Linked DNA regions of Homo sapiens: region 1 is linked to region 2. Evidence: chromatin loops called from intact Hi-C (ENCODE). Cell type or tissue: Caco-2. All regions are shown on one strand. Links, peaks and the distances in the headings refer to the core of each region. The heading gives the core; the rest is flanking DNA. Region 1 overlaps RBFOX1 (RNA binding fox-1 homolog 1). Region 2 overlaps RBFOX1 (RNA binding fox-1 homolog 1).

The links. Hi-C counts contacts between places; a loop is a spot of excess contacts. Peaks named below come from ENCODE experiments on the same cell type or tissue, not always from the same donor. Only the 100,000 strongest peaks of a DNase experiment are listed, where the experiment ranks them.
Region 1: it touches region 2 in a loop (5-fold over the local background); 1 of 110 quality-filtered maps calls a loop at or near these places.

What each region holds. Positions count from the first base shown.
Region 1 is chr16:7,183,646-7,188,054 of GRCh38, reverse strand. All of the region lies in intron 4 of RBFOX1 (RNA binding fox-1 homolog 1), which reads right to left. Among named protein-coding and RNA genes, the nearest start is that of LINC02152, 1.1 Mb to the left of the region's middle. RefSeq lists an enhancer at 2,178-3,377. In Caco-2, for the core only: no CTCF peak of the experiment used is centred there; a DNase peak (open chromatin) is centred at 2,094.
Region 2 is chr16:7,090,081-7,094,489 of GRCh38, reverse strand. The region is part of intron 4 of RBFOX1 (RNA binding fox-1 homolog 1); the gene reads right to left. Among named protein-coding and RNA genes, the nearest start is that of RBFOX1, 1.1 Mb to the right of the region's middle. In Caco-2, for the core only: no CTCF peak of the experiment used is centred there; no DNase peak of the experiment used is centred there.

The DNA of each region.
Region 1 (4,409 bases), core at 131-4,130, 94 kb before region 2:
TTAAAATGAAATAAAAATGGCCTATAATCTCACTATCTAGAGATAACTATGGCTAGCACACAGTCAGATACATTCTCGAGATTTGTTCTCTCTGTGAGTTGATTCTTAAAGTGCTGTGATTTGACCCATGCGGTCATGGAAACCACTTTGTTCACTTGACAATACATGGTGAACATTTTCCAATATGACCGCCATAAATTAGGCAATTTTCTATGTCAGAAATTTAGGTTGTTTCTAATTTCTCACCATTAAGAAAAATGCTGATGAATATTATTTTACAGAGAGCGATTTTTGTTTCTAAGATTTTAAAAGCGCTTCTTTTCTTTTCCTTTTTTTTTTTTTTTTTTTTTTTTTTTTTTTTTTTGTGAGACAGAGTCTCATTCTGTTGCCCAGGCTGGACTGCAGTGGCACGATCTCGGCTCACTGCAAGCTCTGCCTCCCGGGTTCACACCATTCTCCTGCCTCAACCTCCCGAGTAGGTGGGACTACAGGCGCCCGCCACCACGCCTGGCTAATTTTTTGTATTTTTAGTAGAGATGGGGTTTCACTGTGTTAGCCAGGATGGTCTCGATCTCCTGATCTCGTGATTAGCCCGCCTTGGCCTCTCAAAGTGCTGGGATTACAGGCGTGAGCCACCGTGCCTGGCCAAGGGCTTTCTTATAGTATCATATTATGTATATACTTCTTTGTAAGACTTCACACAATTTTTTAAGTGATCGATAATCTCTCAGAAGGATTAAGGAAGGACAGATGCACTTTAAGAAAAAATTACTTTAATTATTTATATCCTGTGTTATGCTACTTGTTCCTACTCTTCTTACATATGATTTCAGTACTTCAAAATGACTAGAGAGCTACATTTTATTTATTTTTTTATTTATTTTTTGAGACAGAGTATCACTCCATCGCCCAAGCTGGAGTGCAGTGGCACCATCATGGCTCACTGCAGCCCTGACCTCATGAGGCTAAAGTGGTCCTCCTACCTCAACCTCCCAAGTAGCTGGGACCACATCACCATGTCCAGCTAATTTCTGAATTTTTTTTTTTTTTTTTTTTTTTTGTGGAGGTGGGGTTTCCTCATGTTGCCCAGGCTGGTCTCAAACTCCCAGTCTCAAGCAATTTGCCTGCCTCAGTTTCCCAAAGTGCTGAAATTACAAGTGTGAGCCACTGTGCCTGGCCTAGAGAGCTATATTTTAAAAATAAGTCATAAAGAATATTGTTCAAAACACTGAATACATTTTAATACAGACTGGATACTTGATGGCAGGATAGATTTAAGTTAATGCTGTTAGTTATAATAATGTCATTGCTTCATATAGAATCTCTAAGGACACAAAGATTCCTAGATACCATGAAACTTATATTTAAAGACGTAAGTATGTATATAAATATACATAAATATAAATGTGTATATAAATATTATATTTATATAAATATGTTTATGCTTATATTTATATAAATATGTTTAAGCTTATATTTATATAAATATGTTTAAGCTTATATTTATATAAATATGTTTATGCTTATATTTATATAAATATGTTTATGCTTATATTTATATAAATATGTTTATGCTTATATTTATATAAATATGTTTATGTTTATATTTATATAAATATGTTTATGTTTATATTTATATAAATATGTTTATGTTTATATTTATATAAATATGTTTATGTTTATATTTATATAAATATGTTTATGTTTATATTTATATAAATATGTTTATGTTTATATTTATATAAATATGTTTATGTTTATATTTATATAAATATGTTTATGTTTATGTTTATATAAATATGTTTATGTTTATATAAATATGTTTATGTTTATATAAATATTTATATACACATTTATATTTATGTATATTTATATACATATTTATGTCATTAGAGATAAGTATCATGATATCTAGGAATCTCCTTTACAATGGTTGTACATATCTGTGCAATTAAATACCAGTGACAAATAAAGAATATCCTTCAAAATAGTAGCATTCATGTTTCCCAGGGTTAGCAAATATCGCTGAACCTGTCTGTGTGCCTTTGATCTATACTAAAGTGCGCCAATAAACATAGGAACTAATGGCTGAGACATACTTCAGAGGACGGGGAGAAAGGGTCAGGAAGTGAGTCACCAGTGGGAATTGTATCATTGCTCAAGAATGGGTTGGGTTTGTTGTTATCTAGGGATAAAATGCCATGGAATCCAAATCACTCTTGTTCATCAAGTACCTGAGAGTCTGACTGATGCTCAGATCTTCATATGCCAGTGTAAAGACTTTACAGTTTCAGAAGGAATTCAATATCTCGACATTTATGTGCCTCATTTACCACTTTCAGTGGTAGCAAAAAAGAGTGCCTTTGAAGATAAACCGCATAACTAGGCCTATCTCCGCAAACTAAATTGATTTATGATTCTGACACACAAATATTAGTCCAGATGTTTCTCAAAGTGTAATAAAAGTGGCAGGGTTTCTTGAAAACCACTGTATCCCATCTGGCCAAGAATGTGTGTGTCCACAAAGGTGATCCATGTTATCATAAGAATTATTAGGATGCAATATCACTGGAGGCACTAGACCCAGATAGCTCTAATCTAGTCTTACCATTTGCAGACAAAACCATGGCGTCCAATGGCCCTCCATGTAATCCATCTCTGTCAAATGCATTAAGGAAATTGCCTGTCAGAAACATCATGGCTGAGATTCTGTGATTAAACACAAACCGTGAAAATGCTCCAGGGTACAGTAGAATCATTAGGGAAAAAAAAATACGTGCAAACACCTCCTTCAATTTGCTTTCTTTAGAATTAATTCTGTGGTCATAAGTGACTGAAATCTGCAGAGAGAGAGAGAGAGGTATAATGTGAAATTTATCAAGCACTTATTCTGCGGTTGACACTTTGCAAAGTGCTCCCATATGCTCTTCCATAATACCCCACTGTTAGGTGGTTTAAATAGATATATTGTATGGACATTCCTCCATGTACTTACTGCACAATTTCAAGTATGTTATTTAATCTAAGGATCAATTTCCTTATTGGCAAAGTGGGGCTATCCTATGCATATTGTATGTTTACTGTAATGCTTGAGAGAGGTAACATATGTAAAGTATCAAACGTACTTTGGGCACCAAGTAAGCATTATTATGGTTAATATTACCCATGTGTAAACATTATTAATAGTGTTAGTAACACTTCAACACACAAACACACCTAAAGGGCAAGGATCTCCTCTAAAGTTCTGAGTTGATACATAGAGGCACAAACATTCAGAACTAAGGTTTCTGACTTGAAAAGCTCAAGTTCTACCTGTAACTCCACATTGCCCCAAATTTTTAGAGAAGTTTCACAAGAGCTCATAATCAGGTTTGGGGGTTTGTAACTGTTTAGGTATACCCATGTGATCAAGCATGGTATACTGTGACTGCTCTAGAATTCCAACTTGCCATACTGTTTGCTAAACAGACAAGACTAAGGATTGTCACAAAGGCACAGCCAATATGTCATACTTCAATCACTTGGCTAACTTTTGACCATGAGACAGGGCTGCAAATAACTATGTCAGAGGAGGTAAAAACATGCATGCAATGCAGATGAACAGACACCCTGGGTCATGAGGTGTTTGTGGATATGCTATAACCACCATCATGTATCCCCTAGACTTCTACTAAAACCTCTTGCACTTGCATCTGTTTTTTTCTCTCTTCAGCTAAGGAACAGAGTACACTGTCATTTGGATGATGTCTTCCCTCTAAGGTCATTCCACAGCTTCCTATTGTCCTAAAACTAAAATTCAACCCCCTTGCTATAAGCAAAGAAGTCCTCCTTGATCTGCCTCTCCACTTCCTTCTCTCCACTTGTTCACGGAGCTAATTCCAGCCCTGTGCTACTCTTTTTATGATCTTCAAATACACAAAGCCCTTTCCTGTCAGTGATTTTACACACATCTTTGTGCTGCCAGGCTCTTCTCACCAATCCTGCCTTCTTCTCCACCACCACTTTCCTGGGCTTTAGGCCACCTCCAGCCATCTGCATCGCCCCTCATCATTTCAGTTCACATCATCCTATTTCAGTTCTTTAATGACGTCATCATTGCAGTCTGAAATTTTAGCCTCTCTTTATTGGTTTATTAATTCCCATCTATCCCCTTTAAACTACTCCCTCAATTAGAATGGTGGTTCCATGAGGGCAGAGACCTGATACGAATGGTACCTAAAACCACACCTGACAATAGGAGGCATTAAATAGCTCCTTGCTGAACCACACTGAAAGGAGATGAAATGTCCTCCTAAGCTTTATCAATTTTGTTCTGACAGTAAGCCTAAGAACTAGCTTGTGTTCAGTGTGAGTCAACTCTTCCTAAATTTCTGCCTGAAGATATCATCTGGTTCTGTATTCTCATACAT
Region 2 (4,409 bases), core at 205-4,204:
TCCAGTCCCCAGAACCACTTGAAATAGCATTGCATGTCTCCAAATCATTTTCAAAGCTTTCTCTTCCTACCTTTCCTTCCCATGTTTTTTTTCACCTGGAATGTCTTCGGATAATAAATGGAAGACAATGGGCAAAGCTCTCTCTACTTCTCCTAAAAGCTTCATGTTCCTTAGTGGTCAAAACAATGCTCTATTGCTTCCCGAAATTATCTTGTTGGTATTGAATATCAATTTTTCAATTTGTTCTTCTCTGAATGGGGACACAAGTTTGCACAGAAACTAATTTGCTTATGTCTTTCAAACCCGCATCATTTGATCAAGTATTTGTCTGAAGGTTTGGAAAATTTTCTAAAGGTAAGTGAAACACCACTCAAAATGTAAAATGAAGAAGAGAAGGGCTATTTCACATCTAGTATGTTTTGCTCTGATCCTCTGGCACTAAGCAACATCCACTTGACCAATTACTATGTTTAAAACACAATCATAAAGACAACATCATTGTTTTTATTAATACTCACCAGGTTTTGTTTAAAAAAATTATATACGCCTTATATAGTCACACCATTATGTTTTCCAAGAATCTTTAAACACAAATATTCAATGAGTTTTGTGTCATTATTACAGTGGGAAAAAATGGATGTGGCTTTATGATACAAATCACTTTACAGACAAAGAGGAAATGTGCATGTAAACAGAATTTCAGGAAAACACAAAAAAGTACTGATCAATTTACATCAACAGCTTCTGGGTGCTCAAGCGGAAAATAGCGTATTACTCCCTCTGCCAGACAAAGTCTGCAGTGAGTGGGGAGGCCATGAATGGTTAAGCTAGAGGGGGAAGATGTAAGTCACAAATGAGCTCCCATTCATTAACTTTCGATCCATCCAGTTTCCCTCTAATCAACGAGAAGTTTGAGATGTTCATGAGGGTCCATCATCATTCCTCTGCCTGAAGAGTATCTGGATAAGTGGGTACCTCTGACTTAAAGATGCTGGGAAACTAGCCCTTTCCAAATGTTCAAAAACATCTTTAAGCAACATTAAAGATGTGACTATGTCAGAGTGTCAAAGAAGAAGTGGGCTGGGTATGCAAGAAAAACATGGCGGCTGGAATATTCGAGACAACAGAGAACATTCAGGGCTCTGAACTATCTCCTGGTGACACAGACAAGAGAGGCAAGCTCAGTATACATCACAGTCAAGAAAGATAAGGGATAATATAATGAACACCTTCATCACAGTAATCAGAGTCTGCTGGGCCATTTTCTCAGCCCCCTAACTGAGATACACGGTGACCAGTATGGGTGCTGAATGAACTTGCCAGGTCAACAGAAACGAATTTCTGAATCAGAATTCACTGGGGTAAAAGAAGTCATCTTTGTATTCCTGAGGCATTTTGCTGTAAAGCACTGCACTCATAGGAAACACAGAAATGCTGAACTTTGGAATAAAAAACGAAAATTTCTCTCTCCAAAACAAAAATGTTTCCTTTGACTGCCAGAGGCAATTTCCAGCACAAGTTCCTACGAAAAGGAACCATTCAACGAATGCGTCAACTAACTTGGAAAAAAACAGATGACACTTAGGCCTCCAGTGCACCAAGGCGGAAAGAAGAATCACTGTGAAAAGGCGGATGTCCCAGCCTTCGATTTGGTAAAGGGGACAGAATACTTGAAGAAAAAATAATTACCAAACTTGTGAACTGCAATCAACAGGTGATTAATATTAACAAGCAATCCTCTGTTTTCAGCTCTTCATACCTTTTAACATACTTTTAACTTAACTGTGCGTCCCCCAAGGCGCAGTACCATAGACAGTGCCCAAGTCCGTAAAGGCTCTGTCAATAACCAACCCACTGAACAAATACATATATGATTAGTGAATGCATTCACACCATACCAGGAACTAGCAAGGATTTTTATAAGCAGAAACAACTGATAATCAAAGAATTGGTTAAATAAGTTCTGGAATCGCCATTCGCTGGAACACTGTCTATACAGTATTAAAGAGGCTGTTGTGGAAAAATATTGAATGGTACAAAATGTTAAGTGATAAAAGCAGGTTACAAAACAGTAAGTTCTAAAGCAGTGTGATCTCATTTTTTGAAACAGAGTATTTCCTCTCAGAGGCTTTGTTTTTCCTTCTTCACATTTTAATGTATCTGAAATGGAGATGTGTTTTACAATTGATACAGGCTTTTAATGCGATAGCATTTCTGGCTCTCCACAAACACACACTAAAGCAGAAACAAACAAGAGAAACAAACAACAACAAACCCTACTAATAAAACAGTGGTATACCTTGTAACTTTGTAATCAATGCTATATTCAAATTGAGAAAAGAAGGGTGTGTGTGCATGTTATAAAAACATCTTTAAGATGTCTTTAAATATCTTTAAGAGTTTAACCAGTGTTCCAGCATATATCTTAGGTGCTAGAAGAGGTGGTGCTATTTATTTTTTTTCTCATTGACTAATTTTACTACAAAGGGCACGTGTATTGTTTGAAATAAAGGGGAAAAGAGAATGTCAAACAAAATGGGCAGATGTTGTTTCTGTCCTGAAAGACCTTAAATTAAACTGGCATGATGATCCAAGACAATAAAGCAACTCTATATCTGCAACTTCTGCATAATCTCTGATCCACATAGAATCTACAAATCAGGCCATCTCTATACTCAGTTAATAACGAAGCTCTAGAATGTAGAGTACAGATCAGAAAAAGCTTTAGCATTCAGGAAAGAAAATGCAGAATTCAGAGGAGGCTCCCCCAGTACTGAGGATGGGGTGAAAGAGCAGAGATAAGCCACAGGCAGCTACTTCACAAGTTTGCTTACAGCAGGCTGAGAACTGGAGCTGTCTGGGTGGTGGAGTTTCTGCCAAGTGTAACACACTCTGGGAGGTAGAGGACTCTCAGGATCCTGTAGAAAAAATGATGCATTTTCGTTTTCTTCTTTTTTTTTTTAAGTGACTGAACTACATTGGTAAAAGGAGAGATGCTGCCGCCTGGCATAACTCTCTCCCCGTCTTTTCAACATCCCTCAGAAATTCTTGACTTGACTTGTTGCTCTTCTCCCATTTTAAACCCAGGTATGTTTGTATAAAATGATATTTCTAAAAAAAAAAAGTTTTTAAAAGGTGAGGATGAAGTGTGAAACGATAAAGTGAAGAAAAGTTATTTTCAGTGAATAAATGGAACACCAAATTTGTAACAAAAAAAAAAAGTAAAGTTAAAATTAAAAATTGCAGTATTTTAACTTAAAGTAAAAACAGAGGAAGTGTACTTGGAATGTAAATGAGAAAATGTGAGTAAAAATAATAAAATGGAAAGAGTTATTTGTTTCAACCAACTAAAAAGTAAAGAGAAACGAAAAGGTTATAAAGTCAAACAAATACCTATTGTAGTAGAGTTTAAGCGGGGACCATTTGGTCCAAGACTTGAGTGGCAGAGGAATTTGTATCCTGTTTGTGAATTAGATGAGTAGGTGCCAATTGCCTACTTTCCAGCCCTAGGAGAAACAGCTCAATTGTATTCCAAAGAACCTCTAATCCTGGCGGAATTAAATAACCACAGGAGAGCAGGAGTTTGTGCTGGTCAAGGGAGGTTGTGCTGGTCAAGAGGGTTTTACTTCATTCTACGGCAAGTGTAGCCTGGTGCTCAGCTCAGATCACATCCTCAGTAAACGTGACTTCCCTGCTTTTCCAAGAAGTCCGTAGGGAAGGCTGTTTCCCCCTCCTACCGTGGCCAAGTTTGGTGAATCAAAACCGCCCGGAAGTCAGCCAATGGTTGCAGAGAACTCAACTTTCTTTCCCCTGTACAGCAACCTGTACTCACTCAGGGAAAATAAAATACAACGAAAACTACAAAATTTATTTTTGATAGGAAAACCTTCTTAAAGAAATTTAAGGGAAAAAAATGTATAAATCTGAGATGACACCAAATGATGGACATATTAAGCATCTGTAACTATTTAATTGGACTGGCTTAATGGGGCCACACTATTTTTAATTGATACGATTCCAAAGCATTTCTTTACCTTTCAAATACACAGGACCATCCTTATAGACTAAAATGACAAAGTCAGTCTAGAGAAGGGAGACTATACCATCTACCCCACACCTCCCCCCAGCAAAAAGTTTTCCATCTTAGTAAAAACATACTGAAATCGTGTGCTATTAACACAGATAGGTGCATATAAAGAGGTTACTTTACAAATTTAAGAAACAATGACAGGAGTAAACTGAATATGGATTCTATTTTATTGTCTCTCCTTGTCTCTTCATTTTCACTTTTATATCCATGAGACAGTAGCAACCACTATTTTCACACATCAATGTAGCTGAGGCTCATTTTCCTAAAGCAAGATGAGCTCTTAAACAGAGATATCAACCACATTTAGACTATCTTTATT